Linked DNA regions of Mus musculus: all the other regions are linked to region 1. Evidence: chromatin contacts called from ENCODE POLR2A ChIA-PET data. All regions are on one chromosome and are shown on one strand. The core of a region is the stretch at or near the end of the contact, and the rest is flanking DNA. Distances in the headings are between cores, read along the strand shown.

Region 1 (4,957 bases), core at 874-3,373:
CACTCTACAATGGGTAGTGTGGCACACTCCTTTAATCCCAGAGCACTTGGGAGGCAGAAGCAGACAGATTTCTTAGTTCAAAGCCAGCCTGGTCTACAGAGTTCCAGGACAGCCAGGGCTACACAGAGAAACCCTGTCTTGAAAAACAACAACAAAAACCACACTCTGCATGTGTTCTAGCTTCTTTGTGTTTTCTCTGGCTGGGCAAGCTTTGGTCACTTGATTAAGAAGACTGTGACCACAAGTCACCTTCAGGTCTGGTCTGGGCAAAAGACCAAGTGCTTAGGGACACAAGGCTTCCAGGACAATACGCCCTGCCTGTCTTATACTGTCTAGGCCAAGGTCTTCCACCCCGAACTGCTATCCCAACCTGTAACATTTTCCACAGCTCCTCCACTCACACAATCACACACAGGCAGTTTCTAGAGCTCTGGAGAGAACGTCCTCCTCCATCTCTCTAGACTGTGGCCCATGCCCCGAACACTACTGGGCAGAAACCTATGCATATTAGTGGGTTCTTAGTGAACCACACAAGGCACACCCTTCCCAGCCATTTCCAGTTGAGGTTTGCCTTCCACAACCTTGAGTTCTAATCTTACTTCTGTTTGTCACTGGTGAGACTCAACCTAATTTACCCAGTGTCTTTCCTGCTTTGTAAAGGGAGTCCATAAAAGTCCCCATCTCAGAGGACCAACACCGAATGTGAGGTACCTCTCACCTTAAATGATTAGGGTGGGGGTAAGGCTCACCACACAGCCCATGAGATGTTCGGAGAACAACCTTTTGGAGTCTGTTCTCTCCTTCCACCTCATGGGCTCCCGTTGTCTAGCTTGGCAGTTAACTTACCAGACTCAACTAAAATGTCTTCCAAATCCTTGAGAAACCTAACACTGTAACAACAGGGAGAAGCTGATAAATGCATGAGCAGCAGCCTCATCAAGAGGGCACTGTTTGTTTGGCTTTTTGATAAGTCTCACAGCCTTGTCTGTCCTGGAATTAACTATGCATAAGAGGCTGGCCTCAAACCAAAGAGATTAAAGGCCTGTGACTCCGTGCCCACCGGAAGGACTTTAATAATAAACTTTTAAAAGGAATGCAAACTGCATCCTAACCCAGACACCATAATTGTGACCTTCAGAAGACTAAATAGGCTGAAAGACTCTATGCATAGCCACAGGACCATAATACAGTTTAGTTTATAAATGCCCCAATCCTGGAGCCCTAAGCAAATCGAGTGATAATTTCTAAGCTTGGCTCAATTCCCAAAGTTAAATCTGCCTTTCACAAATCGTCTTCCGTTTTTCAATGCACACAGTAAAAGAAGTTAAACAGTTTAATCTGGGCATTATAATTTTATAATTTCATCAAGTGAACTTCTATATGGAAACGACCATGATTAAAACTGCGACGGGGCGACTCGGTCAGGCCACCGCCCACCCGCTTCCCGCTCGCTGGCTGTGGTTGTAGAAACGCGCTTGCGCATAGGGACACGGAAAGAAGAGGAAAAAAAAAAAGATAAAGAAGTGAGGAGAAAAAAAAAAAACGGCCCGACCGCGTGCCTAGGCCCCCCACATGCCGGCCCGCGGCGCCTGCGCAGTGCGGTGCCTGCAGAGCCAGCCGCTTCCTCCGCCCCCTCAAGCCCCGCTTCGGATTGTGCGCACGCGCAAGCGCCTGTCCTCGCGCAAACCCCGCCGTTTGCCCAACGCCTGCCCCTCCCCCACCCACCAAAAAAGCGCGAGGGCTGCAGCGCCTGCGCAGAGATTTTTCCCCCCTGTGAAAAATAAATAGCTTTTTAAAGTACGAAATTTCCCCTTCCTTCCGGGAGTCTAAAGCCCCAGCCTCACCCCGCCGCCGCCGCCCGCCGCCCCGGAGCCTCCGCCGCCGCCGCCTCCGTGCTGGTCGCCGGCGTTTTCAGTCTTCAGCCGTTTAGGGGCTCGGCCTCCCTCGTTGCCGCCGCCGTAATAGCGACCACCGCCACCTCCGCCGCCCGCAGCCGCCATCTTCACCATCGCTCCCGCCCGCCTCAGCTGCTCGTCCGGCTGCTGCCTCTGCTCGAGCCGCCGACGCCGCTTCTCCGCCCGGGGCAGCAGCCTCCGCGACATGGCGGCGCAGAACCCGCCTCCCCCCGCCTCTCATTGGGGGAGGGACACGCCCGTCACTCGCCGCCCCCACCCGATAGGGGGAGCCACTGGCCCTATCTTGGGGGGAGGGGAAGTTTCCTCACGGTTCATTTCTATTGGATAGGACGCATGCCGTTCTATTGGAAAGACCGCCTCTGTTCGCCAATCGCACTCCTTATAGGTGAACGCTTCTTGCCAGTCATTCCGCCAGGCCCCACCTCCTTAAAATAAACTCTGATTTAATAGGCCAGATTTTTGGGATCGCTCCGCCTTCCCACAAACAGTAAATGGAAGTGGGCCTCCGAAGCTCCGCCTCCTTCCCGCTCTCATTGGTTTCCTAGCTAATCGGTCACTCTGAAATCCTTGCGTTTCCCAGTCACAACGACCATCTTCCCGCGCCACTCCGCTGGGATACAAGAAAGGCCTTCCCTTCTGTGTTCCTACAATTGTTCCCCCAGGTGCCCGTCTCGTACGTCAACACTCGATTGGTCAATGAAGAGTGGAAAGAATGCCCTATTGCCAGATGGTATAGGACGACTGATAGCTTCTGATTGGTGAAAAAGGAGAGCCCGTAGGCTCTCTGTGGCGCAATCTAGGAACCGGTCCCGAGAGAGCGCATGCGCTCCTGTACTTTTGGGGGGGGGGGGGGGCTTCAATAGAAGAGGTGACTTTAAGGGATACAACTACTCGAGTACCCGAACGGTCTTTCGCGCGTCTGTTGTTTGCAAGCTCCGGAAGTCTAGAGCAAGACAACAATTTGCAGCAGCTATAACCCATTAGAACGTTTACTTCACCTCTACCCTATCCTAAGCTGGAGGTTATTATTTTTAAAAGAACCTTCAAATCTGAGCACTTCTCACTAATAAAACACTCATTGATTGCCATGTGACTTTGGACCCTGGCAGGCACCGTCATTTCACTCTAAATTCAGTCATGGTGGTAGATCTTTATAGTTCAACTCGGTTCGCACTTGGCAACTGAGCACCCTGCGTCCTCCAGAGTGCTCTGTGGCTTAGACTCGCTACTTGGAGACTGCTCTGAAGCGATTGTCTCCTCCCAGGGTCCTGCGAAGCCCGAGAGCTGCAACGCCGACAAGTGCCCGCCGGGGAGCAAGCAGACAGGGAACGTACTGACGGAGGATCCGGATCCCGACCACAGACCCGTCCAGAGGCTTTATGGGGAAACTAGGGAGTCAAGAAGACTCTGGGATGTAGCTCAGCAATGGAACGCTTGCCTAGCACAGACAAGGCGCGTATCTACCCCCACCCCCACCACACGCACGCGCGCGCGCGCACACACACACACACACACACACACACGTCTTGAGACGGTGTAAGACTCACAGGCCGCTTCAAAACGTGCTGTGACACCTTTCCACCAGGTCATTCCCAAAGCGGATATCCGCTTGGTACTAAGTTTGAAATGTGAGTAAAGGCTCAGAGAACAGAACCCCGGGTGTTGGGATAAGTTTTAAGCATGGCGTAGTGGTTGCAAGCCTGTAATGCAGCGCTCTGGAGGCAGGATTGCCTTGAGTTCAGGGCTACCCTGGGATACAAAGGGATTCTCCTAATTAAAAAAGTTTGGAAGCGGTGGAGGCTGGTGAGGATATAAATGGATCTCCAGCCATTTCACTGGACACAGACACTCCAAAGAAGGCCCTCCCAACATGGGGTACGCCGCCAAGGCGTAGCAGGTGACGCACGGGGGGCGGGGAGGCGGCGCTCCCGCAGAAGGGCGGGGTCCCGCGTCTACGTCAGAGACGGTAGTGGGGGAGGGGAACGGGAGGTCTCCTATCCTCCCCCGCGCGGGTCCCGTATGCCCCTCATTCGGGCGTGCTGTCCGCACTAGGCTAAACCCTGTACGGTGCAAGCGGCTCGTAGACTACTCACGCCTGGGGCAGCTACTGGTGCCCACGCCCGTGCCCGCTGCTCCCGCAGCCTGTCCCCCGCCCTCCCGCCGGCGCAGCGACGTGCGTCCCGCAGGTCCCCCCACGCCCCCACATCCCTCCCCGACCCCTTGGCCCTGTCCCCTACCAGCTCGGCGGCGAGCTTGGCCGGCCGTCCGGGATCGAAAAGAGCAGACACTGGGAAGTTTTGGGGGAGGGAGGGGCGGACCTTAAAGGGACCACGACCTCTTTTCACTGGGGGAAAGGGGGCACTGAGGAAGATAACCGAGTCTGGAACGGAATGGGAAGAACGTTGAGCGGCTGTGTTGTTTGAGCTCCGCATTCTTGCTCACCCTCTGTCCCACTTTCCACCCTAGCCAGGAAAATAAGTCCTCCAGTCGCTTGCGGTTTACGTGGCAGTTTTCTCCATTTGCCGAGTGTTTGGAAGATAAATGTAGACATGTTTGTTGTACAGATGGGTAAGCAGGCTCGAGGACCTAAGATGCCACAGCTGCTAAGTGTCTGATGTCGAAACTGATACTGGGTGATGTCTGTGTGCCTATCAGAGAACGCTAGAGAACCGTGGTTAAGCACAGGGGTTATGCCCCACACCAGGCTCAGCTGTGCAGCTGAGGCAGGGAGTTTTGAGTGTAAGGACAGCTTGGGGCCACATATCTAGACCACACGCAGGTCATCTGACTCTCACAGCTCCTGTACACCCACACCAACCCAAAAATCTGCTGATTCTCTGCCTGCCGAGGTCAGAAGAAGGCCCGATCGCCAGGTACTGGAGTTCCCCACCGGTTGTGAGCTGACATGTGGGTGCCTGGAATTGAACCCCCCAGACCCTCTTTAGAAGCAACTAGTACTTTTGACGGCTGAGCCATCTGTCTTTGCTCCTTTTCATCCAACTGCCTTTGACTCCAGTGGCACATCTTAGTCATTTTAGTCC
Region 2 (4,525 bases), core at 38-2,537, 69 kb after region 1:
CACCAGTGCTTACTGGTGAAAAACTAAACATGACAAAAACTTGAAATATGGCTAAAGTGATTGACAATGACTGGTGGTGTGAGAGTCTGTAGTGACCTGAATGAGAAATGTCCCCCATATCCTGACATTTGAACATGGTCAAATGATCAGTGGCTGGTGATGTTTGGGGAGGCTTAGGAGGCGTGGCCTTGCTGGAGGAAATATGTTCCTGGAGGTGGGCTTTGAGAGCTTAAAGCCTCGTCCTGCATCTAGTTTGAGGTCTGTGCTTCATGATTGTGGTTAAAGATGTGTGCTGTCAGCTTACTGCTCTGTGACCTGCTGCTATTCTGCCATTCCCTACCAAGCCCAAAATAAATCCTTCTGTAAGTTGCTTTGTTCATGGTGTTTTATCAAGGCAACAGAGTTGGGAAGATTCATCTATTACATTCGGAATTCACTACCGGCATGGAGACCCCCAATTTTAGTTCCCTATAAGGTAGAATTATGGCGCATAGTCTTAACCTCTGGATCATAAATACATGAACAGATATACCTTAAATATCTGTTTAGCAGGTATTTATCCATTCAACTCCATCAGGATGTTTATAGCAGGATGCAAAGCTCTGTCTCCAAAATTCCCTCTGATTCACACCTCCCTCCTCATTTTTCTTTGTGGCCTAAGGGTGAGCCCGGCACGAAGTTTGAGTACAGAAGACAATGGTATTTAGGTTCTGGGAGTACAGTAGATACCAACTGTCGAATTATGAAATGCATGCAAAAGGGCATGTAGGTCACAGAAGGCATCCACGACGTTCAATAGGGCCTCAGTTCTCCCTAGATCATTGGCACCTAAGTGGGTGTCATGCACAAGACATTGCCTAACTTGGGAAGGAACCCAAATTCCTGTTGAGTAGTTTTTCCCACAACTGGAATGCATCTGGTAAACCCAGTTCTGTAAAGCATCCTGCTCCCTCAGGGCGCAAGCGCACTCACAATCGCAGGCAGGTCGGCCGGCCGCAGCTCCCCCTTGCGGAGCTCCAGGGAGCGCGCGGCTTTTTCTGGGCATGCGCACACCGACTCCATGTCCAAGTAGGGAAGCTCGCTGTAGCCCTCTCGTGCGTGTTCGTACAGGAGGTTCCGGACTCGTTTCTCCGTAGCGAAACTCCTCCTTGGGTTCTGGCTGCACACGCAGCGTCCTCGGGACCGGAGCCCCTGGCGAGCCAGGAAAGGCCACCAAAGCCGCGCCATGGACGCAGCCATCTTGGAGTGGAAACAAGAAGTCACTCATCATGGACGAGCCAATCAGACGCGCAAGGAGATTTCCCGCCCAGGCTTCAGAATCCCTTCCAATGAGGAAAATGGAACTCAGCTAGAATCTGTTATTGTCCAATCGTCATCCTTGTCCCGTCCCTTCAGTGACGCAGGAAAGATCTAGCCAATCACTAAGGAGGAACCCCGGAAGGGGCTGGAGGTAGGGGTTGGCGTGTGTGCGACCCCGCTAGGTTGGTGAGGTGGGTGCAGTTATCTGTGATCCAGATCTCTCCTCTCTCCTCAGTTTCCCCTTCCAGTATCCGGGCAAGGGCGGTTGGGTCCTTGGGGGCCTACTCAGAAGGAGACTGAATTTGCGAGGGGACTTTCTGTTTTAGAGGAGATTCTAGAAGGCTCTGAGAGTGGGTTTCTGGTCCCAACCTCCTTTCTGAATGTCTTCTCTCCTAATACAGGGACGCTGCAGGCGGCGAGATGTCCTGGCCCGGCCTTCTTTATGGCCTCACCACGTCCCTCAGTCGTGGTAAGTGAGCATGGGCCACAGGGACGAGGACAGCTCCCTGGCATTTGCGTGTTTTTGCCAGATTTCGGATGGTATCATCTTTAAGCACGGTGCCTTTTCTATTTTGGAGACAGGGTTTCACTGTAGTCCAGGTCAACTTCCAAATCACTTTGTAGACAGGATGGCCTTGACCTCCTGACTACCGCTTCAATCTCCCAAGTTCTGGAGTTACAGGCGTTTTCTACCACGCTCCCGGCTCAGGGGGCAGGAGGTGGGAAGGTCCTGTGTTCTTAGAGTTTAAGTCAGTCTTAGTCATGGCTCCCCTGCATCGATAGCGGTGAATCCCTGAGATTGCATTGCCTGGTGATATTCTGTCTTAGTTTGTGTAAGTGCACTCTCGATGTCCGTGTAACAATCATACCAACAAATGCTCCTTTCTTGGCATGTCTCCCTGCTTAGGTGTCTCTCAGTAGTGTTTATTCCTTCAGTGTTTATTGATCACCCCCTACAGGTGAGAAGGCCAAGCTAAGAAGTTTAGTGGTGGCGCACACCTTTAATCCCAGCACTCGGGAGGCAGGCAGATTTCTGAGTTCGAGGCCAGGCTGGTCTACAAAGTGAGTTCCAGGACAGCCAGGGCTACACAGAGAAACCCTGTCTCAAAAAACCAAAAAAAAAAAAAAAAAAAGAAGAAGAAGAAGTTTAGTTATTCATTCACGTGCTATTTTTCTAATTCTAAGACGGGCCACCCATTGGAGGACAACTTTTATGTTCCTAGACATTGCCCAGACATCAGGTTTGTACACAGTGTTCTGAGGGAGGCAGGCATTGGGTATTCCATTCACATGGTATTTCGAGACAGGGTTTCTCTGTGTAGCCCTGGCTGTCCTGGAACTCACTCTGTAGACCAGGCTGGCCTCGAACTTAGAAATCCGCCTGCCTCTGCCTCCGGAGTGCTGGGATTAAAGAGCAGTCAGTGCTCTTACCCTCTGAGCCATCTCGCCAGCCCGCAACCAGTGCTCTTAACCACTGAGGTATCTTTCCAGCCCCTGTATGAATGTGTGTATGTAAGTGCAACCCATGGGTGTGTCAGATCCTCTGGAACTAGAGGTGTGTGAGCCACCACTGTGGGTGCTGCGAATCAAATGGTCGTCCTTTGCAGGAGCAACAAGTGCTTCTAACCACGAGCCATCTGTCCCCACTGAATAGTCTTAGACTTGGATTCCTATCTAGAATACGGAAACCTAGTAGGCCCTCTTGTGTCTCTCCAGGCCTAGCCCTCGCTCCCCAGCTCTGGGCCGCCCGTTCCATGGCCACCCTGAACCAGATGCACCGCTTAGGCCCCCGGAAGGAACCCCCTAAGCGTCTGGGCCCCACAGAGGGCCGGCCCCAGCTGAAGGGTGTGGTGTTGCGCACATTCATCCGAAAGCCGAAGAAGCCCAACTCCGCCAACCGCAAGTGCTGCCGAGTCCGCCTCAGCACAGGCAAAGAGGCTGTCTGCTTCATCCCCGGGGAGGGCCACACCCTGCAGGAGCATCACGTGGTCCTCGTGGAGGGTGGTCGCACCCAGGACCTGCCTGGGGTCAAACTCAAAGTTGTGAGGGGCAAGTATGACTGCGGCCACGTGCAAAAGAAGAAATGACAGTAATTCACAGTGGTCTGGCACTCGATCCTTGGAAACGGGTTCTTCCTACTCCCGGGTCTTGGGCTCAAATCTTACTGTGATTCAGCAAGACTGTTGTTAACCTGCAAGAGTACTGAAGGTGAATTGGAAGGCAGTACCCCTGTGCGTCCATGTTCAGTGTTTGCAGGTTGACCTCATGTGCTGGGATGGGGTTTGTAATAAATATATCTTCAGGTTGTGATGTTACTCAGTGTGCGGTGTCTGTCCCCGGGTGTGGTGGCAAATGCCAAGCTGTGCACCTCAGTTCCCTCTTCCTAAACAGGTCACTGACAGAGGAAGTGTTCTAGGTGCTGAACGTTATTAACCGTGTGCTCCACATGGTTAGTGCACATATGTGTGTGGAGGTGATGTGGGTTCTTTTGTTTGGGGGATGGGTGTGTGCATGTGAGTGCAGATGCCCTTGGAGGCCACCGTTCTGGGTCCCCCCAGGGTTCGGTTGTGAACTGCCTGTTGTGGGTGCTGGAAACCAAACGGGTTTTCTCTGAGAGCAGTTTGTGTTTCTAACCTCTGAGCCATCTGCCAGCCCCTTTAGCATCTGTTTTATTGGGCAGATTGGAAGGATTTAGAGTAGGCATTAGAGGCGGCTCCCCCACAGCCTGTCTGGTGCCAGGCATCTCTACAGGGGGTAGAGGGCAGGAGAAAAGTTGTTACCTGGCAGGAGGCAAGGAGCCTCTGAGGAACTGATGAGATGTGCTGCCAGGCAGGCAAAGGTGGGGTGCTACAGGGTGTACAGACAGACAGGACAGACACAGTCCTGTCCCCCAGGTGGATAGGGACCCAGAGCTGGATCTGAGATGCAGATGTCCCAGTGACCACTGTTCCCTGCTAACAATAAACTCATTCCCAAAATATGCAGATAAGAGTCACTGTCCAGGGCTGGCCTGGCAGCTCAGTGAGCAAAGATGGCTGCCAAGAAGCCTGGTGTCCTGAATTTGATCCCCAGGGTAAAAGCAAGCCTTCTGCAAGTTGTGCTCTGACCTGATGTGTGCCAGGTGTGTTTGTGGTTTTCAACCTGTGAGTCTCCACCCCGTTAGAGGTTGAACAACCCTTCTGCAGGGTTGCCTAAGGCCATTGGAAAACATACTTAAATTATGATT
Region 3 (4,562 bases), core at 1,358-3,857, 110 kb before region 1:
AGCATTTAATTCTTACTTCTTTTTTATTTACTAACTTCTTTACTTTTTTCTTTTGTTCATTTTTGTGTGTTTGTCTGAGGGTGTCTCATGTAGCCCAGGCTGGCCTCAGGAGCTTACTGCAGCCAAAGGTGACCTTGGGCTCTTGATCCTCCTTCCTCTTTACCTCCCAATACCGCCACGCTAGTTTCCTTTGTTTGATAGTACAGCCAACAACTTGGCAAGCCCAGGAAGGGCCAGGCTTCACTGTGGCAGTGGTGCTGAGGAGTGGCATGCTCTGAAGCCTTGCTGTTGCAGCAATGAATAGCACTTCTATTGATCTCTGACTCTACCAGGCAGTGGAGGCTGCTGAGTTTTGTTGTTGGTTTTTTTTGAGACAGTCTTACTCTGTAGTTCAGGCTGGCCTCTCCTCCACTAGAGTGACAGACCAGCATTGTCTTCCTCAGCTTCCTTGACAGAGTATATATATTTGCAATTTCTTCCCCACAAAATGATTTGCAGTATAGGATAGGAACAGAAACAGTGAAGCCCAGACTGATGTACATGCCTGCACTCCTAGCACTTGGAAGACTGCGGCAGGAGGAGTGTGTGTGTGTGTGTGTGTGTGTGTGTGTGTGTGTGGCTAACCTGGGCTATGTGAGACCCTGTATCTGACTAACAAACAAAAGAAACCATTAGGTGCTAAATGGCTGACTATGAAAAGCCCTAATCCTAGGACTCAACAGAGCATCATTGTAAGACTCCATTCCCCCAAGAAGAGTCCTCAGACAAATTCATTAGATTCTTGTTATAGTTGGTAAGGAGACTACTTGTGAACAGATAATGCAATTTCCAATAATAGGTGTTGTAGATAAAGGAGAGTAAAGTGATAGCTTCATGGAGGTTGTCCTCAGGGAAAGCCTCCTGAAATGGTGACATTTGAAGGGAGTTCTGAGTGGTGACACTCAGCCAGCTCTGTGACAAACCAGAAGAAAGCCTTAGGCCAGCATGTCTCATGAGGAAAGATTACACTCCAAAGTCCGTAGGGGCGTGCATGTTCTTTGACACCCTTGAAAGAGATTGGCCCTGGCTGGAACCCGGGCTGCAGGGAGGGGTTGGGGGAGCTGGTTCCTGGATAGACACGCAGGACCTTTGGAATGCTCACGACTGCACTCTGCAGTATTTATGCCTCTCCTCCAAATGGAAATCAGCTTTGTCATGAAGGCCGAGAAAACGCCGAATAAGGCAACTTCAGAACAGGAGAAGCTGCCATGGTTCACTGGAATTGCTTTAAAGTTAGGCCGTGTTGTCGTGGGGCAGTCATACCGCAGCCTGTTCTGCCCTTGGTCTAGGCTGGACTCAGTGTCCTGCCATTTCAGCAGTGTGTCCCCGGTTCCCTGTGCTTCAAGGCTATTTGTATTGTGTTGCTGTGGCCCCTGGGTTCCATCCCTCAGGGATCTGGTGCAGGTAATGGACCTTTGTATCACTCACAGCCCATTTCAGAGGCCTTAGAAACTAGCAAAGTGATCACCTCTTTGCCTGGGCAGCTGGTAACCTAGATTCCAGAAGGCCGAGCCCTGAAAGTACCTTTATAGTTAGTGACAAGGCCCAGGGCCCAGGAGCAGTCTCTGCTTTCAGGAAGTGAAAAGCTGTCTCACTGGGTCCAGCTTGGCCTGCGCCTGGCAGATAGGCGATAACAAAGGTGGCTATTTACCATAGAAATAAATAACTGCATCTCTCCATGGCCAAGTCCTGGATGTCCTGTCTGAGGACCCATGGAAGCAGGAGGCATGGGCACTGTCAGAGGCCACAGCAGACAAGGTGGGACTTCAGGAGGTGGGATGGCGCCCTCTCCCTCAAAGCAGCCGGTGCCCCAGCGGAGCTACAGACCCAACACACCCAACACGGTATTTCAGAGATGAGGTTTGAAACCCCAGGACCCCTGGCCTCTGTGTTCCTTGGGGGAGGTTGCTGTGGGCAACTTCAGTTCACCCTAGGCCAAGGGAAGTGCAGTTCAGTCTCTTTGGGTCAGGCAGTGGATTGATTGGCTTGCTGAGTGGGTGGCAGTGCAGAACGGGGGCTGGCGGTTGTGAATCTTGAGGTATTGAACAGTTTATCCTAAAATTGTGTCAAGTGAGAGGTTGATGGAACCCACATGTGTGGTGTGCTGGGTAGACCAAACTCTTTGTCCCTTCACATCAGGGCCAGCATGTGTGCCCTAGCCTTGGAACACATCACAGCCTGTCTCTTAGGTTCAGACAGACATTACAGGGCTTTTTGTTCTGTGCTGGTGCAAAGAACGACTTTTGTATTGGGGAATGAAAAAGAAAATAGAAGGGACAATTCCAGCTGGGCCAACTGCATACTGTCAAGGGTCATCCTTGTATTTGCCATCCCAGCCTGCTATGGCACTTGGCCACTGGCTTTGGGAGTGTTTGCTTTCTTTCTTGCTCAGGGACAACCCAGAGAGAGCTCACCTCTCCGGGTTGGGGGAGGCGTCTCCATCAATGAAAGGCTCATTAAAGCCCACTGCTGCCACATTCCTGGCCGCTTAAGTCACCTCACAAACAATATCCATCATTCATTTACCCAGCCGCCCCACATCCTGATGGCTGGGAGGGGACCCTGTGACACAGGAAGGACTTTATGACCAGTGATGCCAAGCTTTCTTCCCCTCCCCCAACCCTAGCTAGGGTCCCTAAGGAGGCTGCTCACTGTACCCAGCTCAGCCCTGGCCTCACCTAAAGTTGTGCTGAGCACTGAGCTTCCCCTCTCCTCCGGCTGCGGCTGCCTTTTTACCGTGCCTCTGGCCGGGAGCAGCATGGCAGCCCCAAAAGGGCTTTGCCTGCTTCAGCAGGAACAGCACCTTCTTGATGAAGTCTGCAGACTCTCCAGAACCAGTTCAGTTGCTTACAGCCCATGCAGACACTCTGGCTTCTCCCCAGTGACACTGAGGCGTGAGTCTGCATCTAAGTCACACCAGGCATTCTTGACGTGGCTTCTCTGCCCTCCTCTTGCCAGAAGAAAGTTTCTACTTTCTCTGCATCTTTCTTTTCTTCCTGGTTCTAGCACACTGGCCTCCTGCTTTTTATATACACTCCATGTGATCTTTGCAAGACCCAGGAAGCTGTCCTGCTGTCATTCTTTATTCTTGCTCCTGAATTTGAGCAGGTTCTGCTTCCATTTGTGTCTTATTCTTTGTGATTCCCTCACCGCTGCTGCATATATATTCATTCATTCTCATTCTCTCTCTCTCTCTCTCTCTCTCTCTCTCTCAATGGGTATGACTGGTGTGGGCAGCTGCCTCGGCCAAAGCTCTCCATTTTCTCTTGTGTTAACTAGGAGCAGTACTAGTACTGCTTCACTGAGCTGTGTGAGAGTAGACATGCTGCTGTGGGGCAGGCATGTGGACTGGGGCTGCCAGTGAGCTGCTTGTGACAAATCTGCTGTAGTGATTGTTCCTCACTGCTAAGGGATGCTTGATGTGGAATGTGACTGGATTGATTGGTTGTGCACTGGCCCTGCTAAGGGTGAGGAGTATGCTAACTCAGTTTCTATCTGGTGGTGCGGTGTTGTTGTTTGGTTTGGTTTGGTTGTTTTGAAACAGGGTCTCTCTACATAACCCTGGTTGTCTTATGTTAACCAGGTTGGCCTTGAACTTACAGAGATCTACTTGTCTCTACCTTCTGAGTGCTGGGATTAAAGCTTCCTTGTCCGTCTTTTCTGTCAGGGCTTGATTCCCGCTAGGTACTCACTCCACAGGCCTGGCCTAGAGACAGAAACATAGCAGATGGCTGACTCCAGGCAACTGGATTGTTGCAAGTAGGCCTGGGAATTGAGCACAGAGGAGGAAGTTGGGGTGGGCACAGGGAGTGAGGCCTCCAGCTATAGAAACCACCCTCTGCCGTCCACCTCACAGTGCTAATATGTACTGGGAACGGAGAGAAAGAATCTGAGCAGAGTGTTATTTTTGTGACCAAGTATAAAAAAGCTATGAATTTTTAATGTCCCTTTTCAACCCTAGAACCCCCTCACTTATCCTGCTGCATGGAGCAGTGGTGACTGCAGCCACTTGTTCCCACAAGCTTCCTGAGTGTCCTCACTTCAGGACAGGACAGTTACACATCAGCAGACAGCTAGCTATTCAGTTCCCGAGAACACTTCAGGGACAGGAAGGAGCACCTCTGTGTCCCTTTGCTGGATGTCTTCTTGGCATCTGCTCTGTGTTGTACAGTGAGAAAGACAGATGCACATGGCATAGCCACCAGTCATCAAAATGGGCCTTTGGCATGTGCATGACCCTGAGCCTCATGTGCCAGGCAGGCCCCGTGTAGCTTTGGCGTGTGCATGACCTTGAGCCTCATGTGCCAGGCAGGCCCCATGTAGAAGGACTGACTTACATCACTCTGTTTAATCCTCATCTTAGGAGAGATTTCGGTCACCATTCAGCTTTCTGCCCAAGGTTATGGCAGTTTGCCTCAGTCAGTGGCAGAGGCAAGACTTTTACTTCCCAGAGGACATGAGTGAAGGTGGAAGGTGTGTTTCAAGGGCAAGCAGTATGGCAGCCCCTGTGAGGACAGGTGGCT

Evidence for each region. ChIA-PET counts read pairs that join two places held with the same protein, here RNA polymerase II (POLR2A).
Region 2: POLR2A ChIA-PET joins it to region 1 with 24 read pairs in embryonic stem cell. The contact joins the promoter of Sars2 here to the promoter of Hnrnpl in region 1. POLR2A ChIA-PET finds 5 or more read pairs at or near these places in 4 of 5 experiments (Patski and embryonic stem cell).
Region 3: POLR2A ChIA-PET joins it to region 1 with 38 read pairs in Patski. The contact joins the enhancer-like site here to the promoter of Hnrnpl in region 1. POLR2A ChIA-PET finds 5 or more read pairs at or near these places in 4 of 5 experiments (Patski and embryonic stem cell).

Annotation. Positions count from the first base shown.
Region 1 is chr7:28,808,056-28,813,012 of GRCm38, reverse strand. It overlaps Hnrnpl (heterogeneous nuclear ribonucleoprotein L), which reads right to left and starts at 2,123. Exons shown (of 13, transcript NM_177301.5): 1 at 1,845-2,123. The coding sequence starts at 2,102.
Region 2 is chr7:28,738,730-28,743,254 of GRCm38, reverse strand. It overlaps Sars2 (seryl-aminoacyl-tRNA synthetase 2), which reads right to left and starts at 1,287. Exons shown (of 16, transcript NM_023637.3): 1 at 973-1,287. The coding sequence starts at 1,239. It overlaps Mrps12 (mitochondrial ribosomal protein S12), which reads left to right and starts at 1,434. Exons shown (of 3, transcript NM_011885.5): 1 at 1,434-1,490; 2 at 1,701-1,768; 3 at 3,016-3,614. The coding sequence starts at 1,720. The coding sequence ends at 3,386.
Region 3 is chr7:28,922,041-28,926,602 of GRCm38, reverse strand. The region is part of intron 1 of Actn4 (actinin alpha 4); the gene reads left to right. Among named protein-coding and RNA genes, the nearest start is that of Gm38978, 3.1 kb to the left of the region's middle. Within about 2 kb of position 2,607, at least 1 of the 3 ENCODE cell types and tissues checked has a DNase peak (open chromatin) inside an H3K27ac peak, as active enhancers do.